2 separate regions of the Homo sapiens genome follow, and region 2 is linked to region 1. Evidence: read pairs that join two places in POLR2A ChIA-PET (ENCODE). Cell type or tissue: endothelial cell of umbilical vein. All regions are shown on one strand. Links, peaks and the distances in the headings refer to the core of each region. The heading gives the core; the rest is flanking DNA.

The links. ChIA-PET counts read pairs that join two places held together with the same protein. Peaks named below come from ENCODE experiments on the same cell type or tissue, not always from the same donor. Only the 100,000 strongest peaks of a DNase experiment are listed, where the experiment ranks them.
Region 2: POLR2A ChIA-PET joins it to region 1 with 5 read pairs; 1 of 35 experiments calls an interaction of 5 or more read pairs at or near these places.

Annotation. Positions count from the first base shown.
Region 1 is chr7:16,936,398-16,944,569 of GRCh38, reverse strand. No RefSeq gene overlaps it. Among named protein-coding and RNA genes, the nearest start is that of AGR3, 59 kb to the right of the region's middle. RefSeq lists an enhancer at 1,388-1,889. In endothelial cell of umbilical vein, for the core only: no CTCF peak of the experiment used is centred there; a DNase peak (open chromatin) is centred at 3,549; H3K27ac peaks cover 1,923 bases.
Region 2 is chr7:17,515,521-17,523,692 of GRCh38, reverse strand. The region is part of intron 1 of LINC02889 (long intergenic non-protein coding RNA 2889); the gene reads left to right. Among named protein-coding and RNA genes, the nearest start is that of LINC02889, 39 kb to the left of the region's middle. In endothelial cell of umbilical vein, for the core only: no CTCF peak of the experiment used is centred there; a DNase peak (open chromatin) is centred at 2,112; H3K27ac peaks cover 1,112 bases.

The DNA of each region.
Region 1 (8,172 bases), core at 1,567-6,566:
AAAGAGGGGTCTTATCTTTCTTGATCATTACATTTCAAAGGAATGGTTCCTAGATCTGTAAGAAGGACATTCCCAACTGTAGATTTACATCTCAGAAAGGTAGAAATTTAGAATTTGCAAGTTTTCTAATGTATATTCTCTAAGAAAAACAAGGTCAGGGGCCCACAGTCAGGAGGAAACCTGTCTCAAGTTTAGTCCACCTGAGGGGACATTAAGGCCATGTTGTTCATCTTTATCTAAATCAGACACATCTACCAAAAAACCACATCTACTTGGTTGTCAGGAAATTCTATCATATGTAAAGAGGGAAACTTCCATGGAGTGTTTTGGAAGAATCACACAACTTAGAACATTTGGAGAGAGGCCCCTACCCCAGTCCACATTTGACACCACTGACACTCTCACTGCCTGTTTTCATGGACACTCACTAGAATTTGCATAGTGCCACAGCTTCCTTGCCAATCTGTCACCTGTGAAGTGGTGTTGTGTCTGGAATTGGTGGGTTCTTGGTCTCACTAACTTCAAGAATGAAGCCACGGACCCTCACAGTGAGTGTTACAGTTCTAAAAGATGGTGTGTCCGGAGTTTGTTCCTTCTGATGTTCAGAGATGTTTGGAGTTTCTTCCTTCTGGTGGGTTTGTGGTCTCACTGGCTTCAGGAGTGAAGCCGCAGACCTTCGTGGTGAGTATTACCGCAGTGTGGACCCAAAGAGTAAGCAGCAGCAAGATGTACTGCAAAGAGCAAAAGAACAAAGCTCCCACACTGTGCAAGGGGACCCCAACGGGTTGCCACTGCTGGGTCAGGCAGCCTGCTTTTATTACCTTATCTGGCCCCACCCACATCCTGCTGATTGGTCCATTTTACAGAGAGCTGATTGGTCTGTTTTGACAGGGTGCTGATTGGTGCATTTACAATCCCTGAGCTAGACATAAAAGTTCTCCAAGTCCCTACCAGTTTAGCTAGATACAGAGTGCTGATTGGTGCATTTACAAACCTTGAGCTAGACACAGGGTGCTGACTGGTGCATTTACAAACCTTGAGGTAGACACAGAGTGCTCACTGGTGTATTTACAATCCCTTAGCTAGACATAAAGTTTCTCCAAGTCTCCACTAGACTCAGGAGCCCAGCTGGCTTCACCTAGTGGATCCCGCACTGGGGCCGCAGACGGAGCTGCCCACCAGTCCCGTGCCATGCACCCATACTCCTCAGCCCTTGGGCAGTTGATGGGACCGGGCACTGCAGAGCAGGGGGCAGTGCTTGTCGGGGAGGCCCGGGCCCACAGGAGCCCACAGCAGTGGGGAGGCTCGGGCATGGTGGGCTGCAGGTCCCGAGCCCTGCCCTGCAGGGAAGCAGCTGAGGCCCGGAGAGAATTCAAGCACAGCGCGGGTGGGCCAGCACTGCTGGGGGACCCAGCGCACCCTCCACAGCTGCTAGCCTGGGTGCTAAGCCCCTCACTGCCAGGGGCCGGTGGCGCCGGCCAGCTGCTCTGAGTGCAGGGCCCACTGAGCCCGCACCCACCTGGAACTCGCACTGGCCTGCAAGCACTGTGCTCTGCCCTGGTTCCCGCCAGCTCCTCTCCCTCCACACCTCTCCGCAAGCAGAGGGAGCCGGCTCCAGCCATGGCCAGCCCAGAGAGGGGCTCCCTCGGTGCAGCAGCGGGCTGAAAGGCTCCTCAAGCATGGCCAGAATGGGCACCAAGGCCAAGGAGGTACCAAGAGCAAGCGAGGGCTGCCAGCACGCTGTCACCTCTCAGTGTCGTTGTCTGGGTTAAATCCCCAAAGTTGATTGCCTCAAGCCAAGGAAATCAAGGACACAGACATAGGTAGAGTGAGGTTAAGAGCAGAGGTTTAATAGGCAAAAGAAAGAGAAAGAAGAACAGCTCTCTCTCCTGCAAGAGACAGAGAAGGGCACCTGAGTGGGACTTCCAGCCTGTGGTGGAGTGCACAGGGTTTTATAGACAGGTTTGAGGAGGTGGTGTCTGATTTGCATAGGGCTCAAAGATTGGTTGGATCAGGTGTGATGTTTACATAGGGCGCAAAGAAGCTGCCCACCCCACCGTAATCTTCTTCCGCAAATGGGTCTCTACCTGACTCATGCCATGTTGCCTACTCCTTACTGTGCACGTGGTTGACAAGGAAAAGAGAAGATGGAGCCACCATGTTGGACAGGCCTAGCCCCCACATCGCCATTTCCTATTGGCACAGCTGCTTGCATTCACCAGTGCAAGCTTCCAGCTTGCTTGTCTATATCTGCAGCTCGATTTTACAGGCTGCTCTTTGTTAGAAAAGAAAATGATTTGGGGGTTGCTTTTCATTAAAAGGAAAACCTTACCAAGGACTTCCTTACCCTCACTATCTGCCTAAATAATTTCTTCTTAACTGCTATATCACCTGGAGATTCTTCATTGATTTCCCAAGGCCACAGCTCTTGGCAATCTCTGGGACAATTGCTCTTCATGACCTGCCCTATGACCCATAACTTATCAACAACAACAACAGAAGAAGAAGAAGAAGGAGAAGGAAAAGGAGAAGGAGAAGAAAAAAAGAAAATACCAAGAATCACAAAAAACTACAAGAAATATTTTTCTTCCAAAAGACTGTATGCTTGTGTCTTTCTCACACTAGGTTTTTCCAAAAAGAAAAGTATAGGTGGAGATTATCTTCTGAGTACCTGGAAACTCTTGCTTCTGGCCAGTCAACACAAAAGTCATAAATAAGAATCTTGGAGTACAACACGTGGCTACATCATGGGATGCACAAGAGGTAGTCCTTTACTTTTTTTTCCTGATTCATATGGCAGAGAATAAAAAAGATAATAATGGCCAAGTATCCTGCCATTTATGTTTGTGTGTGTTTACTTAGAAATAAAATGTGGGTATTACAAGCCAAAAGATTACAATGTTTCTTTTTCCACCTGGATAGTAGAGTAACAATAATAGTTAAATTTCAGATTTTACCTTTTCTTTTTACTTGTTTTGATTGTTCTGTATTTTATACAATAGCCAACAAAATATCATGGATTTCTTGTGAAATGAAAAAATTAAAAAAGTTAAATCATTAAAGAAAGAAAGTGGAAAATGCTTCATATCAATAATTTTAGCACTCCTGGAAAATGTCTTTTTTAAAGTAAAACTTGAAACAATGAGTTTAAATGAGATTCAGGCATACCAAGCCTTTTTTCCCCATAATAATCTCAGGGGAAAGTCAATGAACAGTCATGTGTATTTCGATAAACACTTAAACATGCACTAGGACATTCTGGGACTAAAAGTCTCCACTAATAACCTGTATATGTCTCTGATAAGAGAGCATCTGTTACAAGCAAGTTTCCATCATCTAATGTCCACACAATACCAAACCACCACTGCAGCCTCATCTACTGAAATAATCCAGTAAATATTAGCCTATCAGGCTATGCCTTTTCTTTAAAGTTGTACTTCAAATGGTAAAGAAAGCTCTGCACTCTATGTGGAATTTGTCAGATTAAAAAACTGAGAAGAGAACAAAGCTATTATATTATGAAAAAGTTTCTTATCTTCATATTTCCTTTGTGTGTTCCTATTCTTTCTTTCCTATGGCTTGCCTGAGTTCCTGCCACAAAGCTTCCAATTAACTAAAAGGAAGTCCTGTCTAGACTAGATAACATCAGCTGTTTCTTGTCTAAAAGATAACAACTTTTATCTCTTACTAGTGTTACAAATGCATTTGCCTAAATTCTAGCTAGATTGTTACAGTTCTTATATTTCTGTTCCTGAAATCAGTGATCAAGGAAAGCAGCTTTAGAATAACTAGTGTTGCTACAAATAGCTACTTTTTATTTTTACAAATCAAGAAATTTTTGCTTGGAGAATTGATACCAAAATTGCATTCAGTTAACTGGATCACACGCATTGAGTCAATCTAGAATCTGCCTTAAATTGTCAGTATACTAAAAAAGAAATAAAATAAATAGATAGATCAAGAGATTAGACTACTTCCCAATATTAGAATATTAATTATATAGTATTTAATTCTTATAGATAAATGAAGTAAATATATAAGGTCTTTATCTAGTAGCATGCTTTGTTTTCTACATATCAAGTAGTTGTTTGGCAATCATTTATATAGGTAATAACCAACAGATTAAGATTTTGTACAGCAATTAAAAACAAAAAATCATCAAAGTTGATCAAAGTGTGCCAAAAAGCTGGGATCCCTAACCCCATGTTACTGGTACTGGTCCATAGCCTGTTAGAAACCAGCTGCTCCGCAGGAGGTGAGTGAGCAGGTACATCGTATGGCAAAAGCAAGAGCAAGAGAGAGAGCAAGCGAGGTGCCACACACTTTTAAACAGCCAGATCTCATGAGAAGTCACAAACTATCATGAGGACAGCACCAAGGAGACGGTGCTAAACCATTCATGAGAAATTCACTCCCATAATCCAACCTCCTCCCACCAGGTCCCACCTCCAATACTGGGGATTACAATTCAACATGAGACTTGGACTGAGATGCATATCCAAACTATATCACCAGGGATCGGTACAATGGTCTTATCACTGCGTTCATTACATTTACTTTTCCTTGCATCTTGAATCCTTCCTGCACAATATGACTAAACCCATTTTTACTAAAACATAATTTTCCTTTTTCAATTATTTTCTGAAATACCCACTACTCTACCTAAATGTTATCAGTCTTAGATATTCACAGTGCCCCTCCTGAGTAAACCTGCAGTAAAGAAGCTTATTTAGATATGTTTAACCAGCATTTCCTAAACTTATTCGGACTTGGAACTTTTCTTTGTTGTGTGCTTTGAGAAAGAGAGTCTTTTCCGTTTAGCTTAGTTTCATGGATCCCAGTAGCTTTACTTGCTTGGAATAGAGAAGGCAAAAATCAACCAAAGCTGTCTTACTTAAACGGAAAACAAAATTAAGTACATCATATTAGCATAGATGTGGGCATATACATCCTTTTGCTACTTTTCTCTGCATTATTATTTAACTCTTTTTATGAATTAATACACGCTTGCTATTAAGACAATTCAGGCACACATATTTCAACTAGTGATTCCCCATTAAACTTCCTTCCCCAGATGCCTTCAGATGATATCTGCTATGATTGGGCACATTGGGATCTTGGTCCTATCCCCTTTGCTTGAAATAGAGTTACAAGTCCTATTCATGCATGTCTTCCTGAAAACAAACAGCAGGAGAGGCAGAGCTCAGCAACAGCACATCACTGACAGTGACTCACCTGCCACAGGTGAGGGGCCCCATAGCATGATGCAAAAGGTAGATACAGCAACTAGTGAGAATCATTTCCAACACTAATGAAAAACAAAATCTTAGTAACTTTAATTCAAATAGAATGAAGTAGTTTTGATAATCCTTCAGAGTATGAATATCACTAAAGAGGTAAATTTCCTTGAATTTTTTTTTGCTATGAGCAATATCCTTACTTGAAGATTGTGATTAAAAAAAAGAACAGCCTTTTTAATTTTTTTATTAAAACAATACATGTGTATGGTTAAAAAAATCAAGCACTATAAAAGGATCTTAAAATGAAAAGCAAAAATATTGAGCCCAACCTCTACCCACCCACTCCCACCACTTCCTACTTCTGTTTCTGTTTTTATTTCTCATACTGGTTATCTCTTCTACTCAAAAGAATATACCTACAGCATAATTTCTTAAGTATTCAAGGTGTTATCTATTCACTCTGCTCTAAGAAATAGAATTATCATTTTTGGTTGTGTTTTAGTTAATTACACTCCTATATGTTTATAGTATATTTAAATATTTTGTTATTGCATTTACTTTAAACGATGTTAATATTTATGCTTTGTACTAAGGCTACTATTTATGTCTTCCATATTTTGCCTATAGGTCCATTCTAAAAATTGAAAACAAATTTACTATTATCTTTAATAGGGGATTTTGCTTATAGGTACTCCACATATATCCTTAATCTGTTCTAAACTCTGCCCACTCTTGTAGGAGCGGGACGCCTCAAACCACATTTCCTCATCAAAGCATAAGGGCCTTTTCCTTCAGCCATTTACTAAGGCTGTTTTTACCAGCAACCAGATGTTCACCAATCAGTTGTACCCAATTCCCTAATTCACTTCTGGATTGTGATTCCACTTCTGGAATCACTTCTTGGAGCCATCCAAAATGGTGCTCCTATTACTACATTTTGCTTGGCCATGTTATGTGTAAGTTCACATCCTACCTTAAGATCTGCAGTTTTGCAAATCCCTCTGTATTTAGCAAATTTATTTTCTACCTTGATAGCTCAGTGTATTTTTCTCACAAAATAAAGGTATTCCAGTCCCTTAAGTATAGATTATAATATTGTAGCTAGAGGGTTCTAGAATCAATTTAAGAGTCATCCAATGAGATGCACTTCGATAAATGTTAGAAGCCAGAGCGGGAGTGAAGTTATTCTTTCCCAGGCAGAGATAGCAGCAGGCACACCTGGAGTGCAGAAACATGAGTGTTTGCGGCAGCCAGCTAGCTAGATTCTATGTCCCCTGCCAGTCCCTGCCCCAGGGCCAGCAGAGTGCCTTGTGACTTCTGTGAGGATTTCCTGCAGCTTTCTTCCCTAGGAGACAGTTGAAGCTGCCAAACCTCTAAGTCCAAATTGTAAAAGTGGGACCAAAGATCCTACTGGCGGTGCCGTAATCTTCACCCTTCAGCCCCTTCGATGATTATGTAAGTACCTCATCCCCTGCCATAAAATTCATTCTCCTTAAAAGACTATTCAGTGTTTTTTCCACACTGAAACCTGACTGGTACTTGTTTATAAATATTTCCTTCACAGAAGAGCCAAGTAACGTGTTAGGAGTACATTCCTTCTTTGTAGGTCCAATGGCATTACCTCTATGCCATGCAAAAGAAAACATTCACTTACCCCACATCCCTTGCTCAGCATCATGCCCCATTTACGATTCCCTCACACTTGACCCACAGCTTTGCTTTTTATGGAGCTGAACTTTTTATTTTCTTGTTGATGGAAACTAACATACGCTTTTGTCACTGTATCTTTAACCATCCAGCATCTTAACTATATACATTTAAAATTTCTCCTTTAAAATGCTATGACTTACTCTTTGGAACTATAGTTTTTCAGATCTGCTAATACAACTGCTATCCTAAAATTAACACAAACCAAACTCCTGGATTAGTGCCACTGTTTATTATACTCCTTGGATTCATCTTGCTTTCTTTCTTTTCTCTCTTTCTTTCCTTAGCACATATTTTCAAGTAAATTCTTCCAAACATAGGTACATGAAAATTACACTTTCTAAGTCCCTGTGTTTCTGACACATTTTAGTTTGCCTTCCCACTTGATTAATAGTTTTGCTGAGTATACAATTCTAGGTTCAATCCATTTTTCCTCAGAGCTTTTACGCATTAATCTGTTGTTTTCTGGTGTTCAGGATTCCTATGCTGTTGCGATTCTTCCTAATATGTAGAAAGCATTTTCCCTCTCTAGAAGTGTATAAGACCTCTTTATCCTTAGTGCAGGAAATTTTACAAATGTGAATCCAAGTGTTTCTCCTCTTCCTTTGCTCTGGTTGTCAGCAGCTTTTTTACTCTGAAGCCTCAGTTCTCTCTTTAGCTGTGGGAAATTTGCCTTTCTTTTCTTTTGATTTTCACCCCCCGTTTTTCTTTGTTTTCCATTTCTGGACCCTCCATGTTGTAACTCTTAACATTGACTTGTCTCTGTTTTTTCTTTCTAGTTACCTTTACTTCCCTCATTGCTTTATTTTCTAAGAAATTTCATCAGCATTATCTACAAACTCTTCTACAGAATATTTTACTTCAGTAAAGGCATATTTAATGTCTACAAGTTTGTTCTTGTCCTCTAACATTTTATAGTTTCCTAATTTTTTTGTATGACATTATCCTCTGTTTACTGAATTATCTCTGTTTCTATTGGAATGTGTTCTTTTTATCGGTTTTTCTCTTTTATGGTATTGGTGTTCTTCATATATTTTGGATGTTTTCTAAATTTAGAATGACATCTCATATTATGTTGCCAAGTAGCTGGTAGGTTTTCTCTACTCAGTAGGTGTTGAATTCCTTTTCTTGGGTATACAAATATTAGCATTTAGATTTTACCTCTACTACTTTTCTCTCTGTATAAATCTATGTACCTGAGCACGACTTGGAACTGGCTGGCTTT
Region 2 (8,172 bases), core at 1,696-6,695, 580 kb before region 1:
TAAATGGTCCTGTGGCCACCCATTGATTTATGAATTTTTCAAGTTGTCTGGAGCTAACTATCAGGGTACTAGGCCCTGCTTCTGGAAGGCTGTCATAATTGGTTTCAGTTATTTTTTTATGTTGGTGGGGCGGCTGATCACTTAAAAGGACAATGCTGGCATTTCAGTGAAACTACAGTACAGGTTGTTTTTTGCCTGCTTGTTAATGAATGTTTATATAACTGTAAGTGTGGGAGAATTTTGTACGAGACTTGCTTTCGTTACAACTTGGCAGCTCAGTTTTACTGAATGGTTAACTTCCAAATCAACCTGAGAAAACATAAGAACAAAGAATGTATTATTGGCTAGGCCTATCATTTAAAATGTTAACTATTTTAAAGAACTAAAAGTATGCCATTTTCTTTAAATTTTACTATATCTTTGATTATTAAAGGTGAACATTATTTGTGTTAGCCATATGTATTTTTATTTTTCTGAATGTTCAGTTCATGCTCTTAGTTGAATTATCTTGTATATATTTTATCCAGCTTGTTTTTACTATTTAGGTTTCTGAGGTTTTACGATGGGCAGAAATAAAAAATTTTAGATCTTTAAATCTAGTAATCTGTTCCTTTGTTTTTGAGCTTATTATGCTTTTCTTTTTCTTCTGTGAGTGACAAATTTGCTTATTTAATTTTATTTTTTATGTTATAATATTTGGTGTTTTTTTACATTTTACTATCATTATTTTGGAATTGTTCGGAACTGTTTCTCAAACAAATCTCCTTCTCATTCATTTGGAAGGCCTCATTTATTACTTTCTTGATTCTTACGTATTTGACAGTACCGTGCTCTTCACCTCGTTAGAGCTTCATAACATGTTAATATTTCGTAGTGCTAAACTCTCTTCTCCCATTACTCTTCCTTTTCAAAATGCTCTTAACTCTTCATCATTTATTCTTTCACATTAAATCTAGAAATATTTCAAAAGAAGCCCCCTTGACATTTTGGTGTAATTGCTTCACAATTATAAATTTGAAAAGATCTAACATTTAATAATAGTCGATTTCCTCATCCATGAACAGGGAAAATTTCACCATTTGTTCATGTTGTTTAAATGAATAACTCAGAAAGGACGTTCATGGTTCTTGCTCATTTGTTTAAAAAGACTATTTCTATATATTTGTCGTCCTTGTCTACTATTTTTGTTCTATCTTATATTTTAACCAGCTATTGCTGACATGCCAAAGAGTGATTGCTCTTTTGATTTTATCTGGTGTCTATCTGATTTACTGAAATTTCTTATGTAGTCTAATAACTTTTCAATTGATTATCTTGAATTTTCTAGGTAGACTAGCAAAATTCTTTTTCCTTTATATTTTGATAATAGTTGAAAATCCTAGAAAAATTCAAAATACTGGGATTATGAGCATCCTTTGTCTATTCCAGATTTTAATGTATGGGCTGCCTAACAGTTCCTCTCTTAAGCAAGCAAATAGCTGTTTTAGGTAGATTAATGTTTTTGCATATAAATAACATCCTTTTTCATCCTGATGCTAACAAAAATTTTAAATCAGAAATGGGGCTGACTTTTATCAAAATGATTTTTAGCAGCTGTTGAGCTAATCAAATGTTCTGTGTGTTTGTTTTGGGTCTCTTGATATATTACATAGAGTTCCGATTATTAAACTCCATTTATCCAAGGAGATGTTTCCAAAGCTAAAACTCAATGAACCCAGCATACCTTAACACTTTATTAAATCTCTCATATAGATATCATAATATATATATAACAAAAGGAAATTTTACTGACATGTTTCTTTGTTTTTCTTAAAACAGCTCCTCAATCATATCAGATATCTAGAAAACAAAGTTGAATTTTTTTTTTTTTTAATATTAAGGCTGAACTTTCCCCACCCTTCATTTGTTTATTTGTTGCCTTAGGCTTGGAAATGGGTATTTTGCTTGGGAAGATTTTTCTCTTTTCAATTATATTTGGAAATTTTACTGTTTCACAAAATGGCTTGCCAATGTTTTTCTTTCACATAGCTTATTCCTTCTCATACCGGTTTCAGGAAATTATCTGTGGCCAACACTGTTTTGTTATTTTTGTTAGCATGTGACTCACGTCCTCTGTCTTCCTTCCTTCATTTAGTTTTTAAAAAGCTTAAAGGAAAAGACCAAGGGATTGAGTCTATGTAGCAATGACAACAATTGAAAAAAATACTTGTGTAAATGCTAAGATTAAAAGAATCATTATTTAACTAATAATCTTCAATTTTGTACAAACAAATTATATGTAACCAAGGTACTTTGTGAGCTATCAGGGACTTAGACTGTTATCTTTTAAAATTGAAATTTGCAGGCTGAGGTTGTTAATACCATCTGTTTAGGGAAAGTCCACATTAATCACTTTTTTTTTTCTTGGGGCTCAGCTTTTGTGTTCCTTGGCTGTAGCATTCTGTACAAATTCATTATAAGTGAAGGAGATGAAGAGAGTCAGTAAAGGTTTTAGAACATCTCCTCACTAAATAGCATAATGAAAAAGCCTGAAGACTAGCTAGTATAATGAGAGAACATGAATGGTCAGATACATCATTGCAGAGTACAAAATACCTCTCTTAATACAGGCACTTGTGCCATTTAGTCATGGACCAAGCATCTAGAAGATATTTCGTGGGTAGACTATATGTACTAGCAACTAGTATTTGAAAATAGTTTTGATTAAATCCATTAAAACTCAGGGACATGAAATAGGAGAATCTGAACAGTTACTAAAATGGGGAGGTCAATCACATTATGAGAAAAAGAAATTCAACATTGTTACTTATTTTTTTAACCTGATTACAGTTTATAGTTTAAAAACAGTAACAACTTCTGGATGCTATGTCAACTAATGAAAAAAGGGAAGAGAAATGTGGTTTTGAATCCCCTCTGCCATTTATCTATGTGGTTGGGCAAGTCAACCTCATTCATTTGCAGTTTTTGTATTGGTGAAATACAGATAATGATAAACATCTATCTCATGGAATTGTTTTAATTTTTTCTTGAATCTTCATGTGTAAATATACATGTGCATATGTTTATATATGTATATGTATGTATGTGTGTGCATGTGTATATATATATTCTCTAGCCCGTTGTTATTCAAAGAAGTTCCAAACTAGCAGCATGGGCATTACCTATGAACTTGTTAGAAATAAAAATATCAGCTCTACCTAGACCTAATGAAAATCAGCATTTTAACATGGACCCCCCCAGGGGCTTCCTTTGCACATTAAGTATAAGAAGTGCTGCCCAGCCTAGCACAGGGCCTAGCACAGGGTGGTGTCCAGTTAGTGTAGTTTTCTTCTTTCCAAATTAAATGAGTTTTAACCCATGAACTTGACTACCTTTGCCATAAAAAGAAACAAAAACAACCCAACAATAACAACTATAACCACAAAATACAAGATTGATGTATTCTCTCATTTGAGCTTATTTTTGGTAGTCCTCCCAAACAGAAAATATATATACATATATATGGGATTTCCTTCTCTTTGACATTATTTATGCTGACCTCTTGAAACAGAATGTTAAAATTGAATTTTGAGCAAGATACCAAGAAAAAATAGAGATGAATTTCACAAGACAGATCCTAAATGTAGAATTCATCAGTTCCGTAATTCTTGGACCCTTCACCAGATGGAAGATATAAGACTGAGGTAGAGTGTGGATTGGAAGAGAGTGGATTTCAGGGGAGAAGGTATCTTTGGAGAAAGCTATGTTATGAGCTATACACCTTGGAGGCGGGGTGCCTGCTCCCTATCATCAAACCTAATGATGAGGCTTCCAAGGATACTTGGGCAATTTCATATGTTGCTCCCGCATTGAGGCTTTTGGTAGTGTGGCTCCCAACAGGTCTATTTAAAGGGCAAAAGATGCTAGCTGCTGCTGGTAATGAAGCCAGTAGAAGAGCAATGTTGGGATTTGCCTGTACTTCTAAAAATTGTTGGGGCTAAGGGATGTTTGTTTGCCATGGAACCAGTGCTGTGCTGAAAAACTGATTCTTAAAAAAAAAAAAAAAAAAAATCCACAAAAGTAGTCCTCTTCCCATCCTCAATTTTTAGCACTTCTGGCAGTGTATATAGGGAAGTTATAACCTACCTGAAGCTGTTAATTTGACATCATTAAACGTGGAGTTGGGCAGAAACAACCACAATCGGCTCTACTGAGCTTGTAGGAGCTGGCTCCAGCACGCAGAGAGCTAAAGACTTAAAGTGACTGTAAGACTGTTTATTATCCAAGAGTCAGTCTTTGACCTGGTGCTAGAGGAAACTGCTCCTATTGAATAAGGTTTAGAGGACAATTGTGGGGATGAAACTATCATATTTCAATTAAGTCACGTATCGTCCTGGGTCAGTATAGTAGTCATACACATATAATACTTTCAAGTTTCAGCTGCCAGCTAGAGATTCAATCTATAGGTCAAACTTCATTCCACACTGGGTATTCTTTCTGATACTGCCTTAACAATTTAGATGTGTTTTGTAGCATCTTGTATAGTGAGTCCTTAACAATTATTATGTTCTTGTGAACTCTTGACTTTTTCCTGATGCCTACATAAATGTTCTCCTAAGACCAAAGACTGTTTCTTGTACTACCTGTTTTTTTTTTTTCTTTTTTGAGACAGGGTCTGGCTTTGTTGTCCAGACTGGAGTACAGTGGTGGTATCGCAGCTCACTGAAACCTTCCCCACCCCCTAACCCCCACCCTGCCGGCTCAAGGAATCCTCCCAGCTCAGCCTCCCAAGTAGCTGGGACCACGGGTGTGCACCACCATGCCTGGCTATTTTTTGTGTGTTTTTAATAGAAACTGGGGTCTCACCATGTTTCCCAGGCTGGTCTCGAACTCCTGAGCTCAAGTGATCCACCCGCCTTGGCCTCCCAAAGTGCTGGGATTACAGGCGTGAGCCACCATGCCTGGCCTATTTCTTGTACTTGATGTAACTTTTCCTTCTCCACTAAAATCTTCCAACCTTCACTTCCTATTAAAGAATATGGCTGACAGCTGCTTGTTAAAAGAATGGAATTAAATTTTTATTTTCAGTGACTTTTTTGTTTTGTTACTAAAGCAGAAATAAATTTTAAAAGCACATCAAAAGAGGAGAAAGACATTTCTTGTATGAGCCTGGCAAATTTGGCCCCTTAATATGGAACATATTACAGGGAAAAAGGATATTTGCAAACCTTTTTATGTCGTATTCTTGAAAATGTCATGTTTGCAATCTAAAGGGCTACTGAAGATAAAATGTTAGAATTTCTTGAGTATGTTAGGTCAAGCTGCCTTCCCGGTAGTACCAAGGTCAGTGCTGTGTGCCTAGCCTTCCATACATAGTAGGTGCTTAACAATGTTGGATAATGTTCTCTTACCTCTTCCATAATGAGAAACTGAGATTATAATAAAATAAAATTAAATGTACATATTTAACAACAGTCACCAGAATTCTTCTTAGAAAGAATTGGAAATGTTACTTCAAGAGCCCATCCAATAGGAAGTTGGATTCCCAGAGCTTTGGTATTGGCTGGCACCAAGGTTCTGGGGAAAAGGCAGACAGTGCCTATAGCTATGAGAGACCGGGAAAGAACCTGTTACTTCTTCAGAGAGGGAGAAGGACAATGAGAGAATGTATAAAATGAAGCATGGAGAGAAAAACCAACAAGATGATGAGAGCTAGGATTACATAAAGTGAAAGGCCAGTGGCAAGCCTGGTGGGGATGTAACCAAATGAAATTTTAAGATAGATGATACCTATTATTTCATTTGAAGTTGATTTTTGTGGCTGGAACATGAACTCTTTTCTGCTCTATTCCAGGAATCATTTAAGAAAGTCTACCATACCCTCAATTTTTTTTTTTTTTTTCTTGAGATGGAGTCTCTCTCTGTTGCCCGGGCTGGAGTGCAGTGGCGCCATCTCGGCTCACTGCAATTCTCCTGCCTCAGCCTCCTAAGTAGCTGGGATTACAGGTGCCTGCCACCATGCCCGGCTAATTTTTTGTATTTTTGGTAGAGATGGGGTTTCACCATGTTGGCCGGGCTGGTCTCCAACCCCTGACCTCAGGTGATCCACCTGCCTCGGCCTCCCAAAATGTTGGGATTACAGGTGTGAGCCCCCGCGCCCGACAAATAATCCCTCGAATTCTTACTGTGTTTGCTTATTTATTTGTTCTGTAGAAATCAGAGAAGATTTGTTTCAAGTTTAGGTTGGAACAGAAGAGAGAGAGCAAGTGTGAAAGCAGAATTCTAGATCAAGAAGCCACAGATATAAAGATCTTCACCCTCCTTCCCCATGCCATATGAGCGGGTAGAGAACATGGGGAGGTTTTTATTTTTTATATTTACAAAACCCATGGACTTGTTTGGAGATGAAAGGATAAGTGAAATTAATGGGGTGTTGTGTAACTGACATTTGGGTTACAATCTCATTATTGCCTATGTTTATATTTTGGTTTGACAGTTCTTCCTTTTGAAAAAGATCTATCTCTAATAGACTTACTATAAATCCCATGCATACATCACACCAGCCTTTTTCTTAAATATTCTTGAGGTCAAAGTATTAGGAATTTGGAAAGCATTTTCTTGGGAAAAGCTTAGCCCAAACAACATCTTGATTCATCAACTTGAATGGGAAAATTTTTGAGCAGCAATTTAATGGCAGTGAATAATTATAATCAGCTGCCTATATTGGCAAGTATGGCAAAATGCCTGACATCTGGATCTGCACGGCACAACATCAAGATCTTCACACACTCAAAATTAGGAATGGATGAGTCAGTGCAATCCAGCATTATTGTGCATATACAATAAAATCATCCTAACATAAAAACTATTCACTATGAAGAAAAAAGGAGAAGACTTTTTGTAAGCTACTCAGTATTTTAAGGCTAAAAATGAACTTCCTAGATTAAATCTTCCTTTCTATCTTCCCAGTCTTTTTGTTGTTATTTAAATATCCACATCATATGTCAGAAGACTGACAATGCTAAATGGTGGCATGACTGCTGGATCATATGGTAAGAGTATGTTTAGTTTTATAAGAAATCACCAAACTCTCATCCAAAGTGGGTATATCATTTTGCATTCCCACCCTTAATGGAAAGTTACTGTTCCACATCCTTGCCACCATTTGGCATTGTCAGTCTTCTGGATTTTGGTCATGCTGATTAATGTACTAGTATCTCATTATTTTAATTTGTATTTCCTCAATGAAATATGCTGTGGAACATCTTTTCATACGCTTACTGACCATCTAAATGTCTTCTTTGGTGAGGTATCTCTTAAAGTCTTTGGTCCATCTTTTAATCGGGTTGTTTTCTTATAGTTACGTTTGAAGAGTTCTTGTATATTTTGGATAACAGTTTTTTATTAAATTCGTTTTTGTAAATATTTTATCCCAGTCTGTGGTGTATCTTTTTCTTTTCTTTACAGTGTCTTTCACAGAGCAGAAATTTTTAATTTTAATGAAGTCCAGCTTATTAAGTGTTTCTTTCATGGACTGTGCTTTTGGTGTCATCATCAAACCTGGTGTCATCATCAAACCCAGTGCCCTCTAGATTTTTTTTTCTATGTTATCTAAGAATTTTATAGTTTTGTGTTTTATAGTTAGGTCTGTGGTCCATTTTAAGTCAACATTTATGAAGGGTATAGAGTTTGTATATAGATTCATTTTTTTATATGTGTATTTACATTTGTTCAAGCATCATTTTTTGAAAAGACTATCTTTTCTCTATTGTATTGTCTTTGCTTTTTTGTCAAAGATCAATTTACTGTATTTATATAGGTCAACTTTTGAGCTCTCTGTTCTGTTCCATTGATCTGTTTGTCTATTTTTCAACACTATTGTCTTGATTATTGTAGCTTTAGAATTAGTTGCAAACTGAGGTATTGTAAGTCCTCCAGTTTTGTTCTTCTCCTTTAATATTGTTTTGACTATTCTGAGTCTTTTGCCTCTCCATATAAACTTTAGAATTGGTTTGTCTACATCTGCAAAATAGCTTGCTAGCATTTTTATTGGGGATGCATTGAATCTATAGATCAAGTTGGAAAGAACAGATATCTTGACAATATTTAGCCTTCCTATCCATGAACATGCAATATCTCTACGTTTATTTAGTTCTTCAATTTTTTTCATCAGAGTTTGGTATTTTTCCTCAT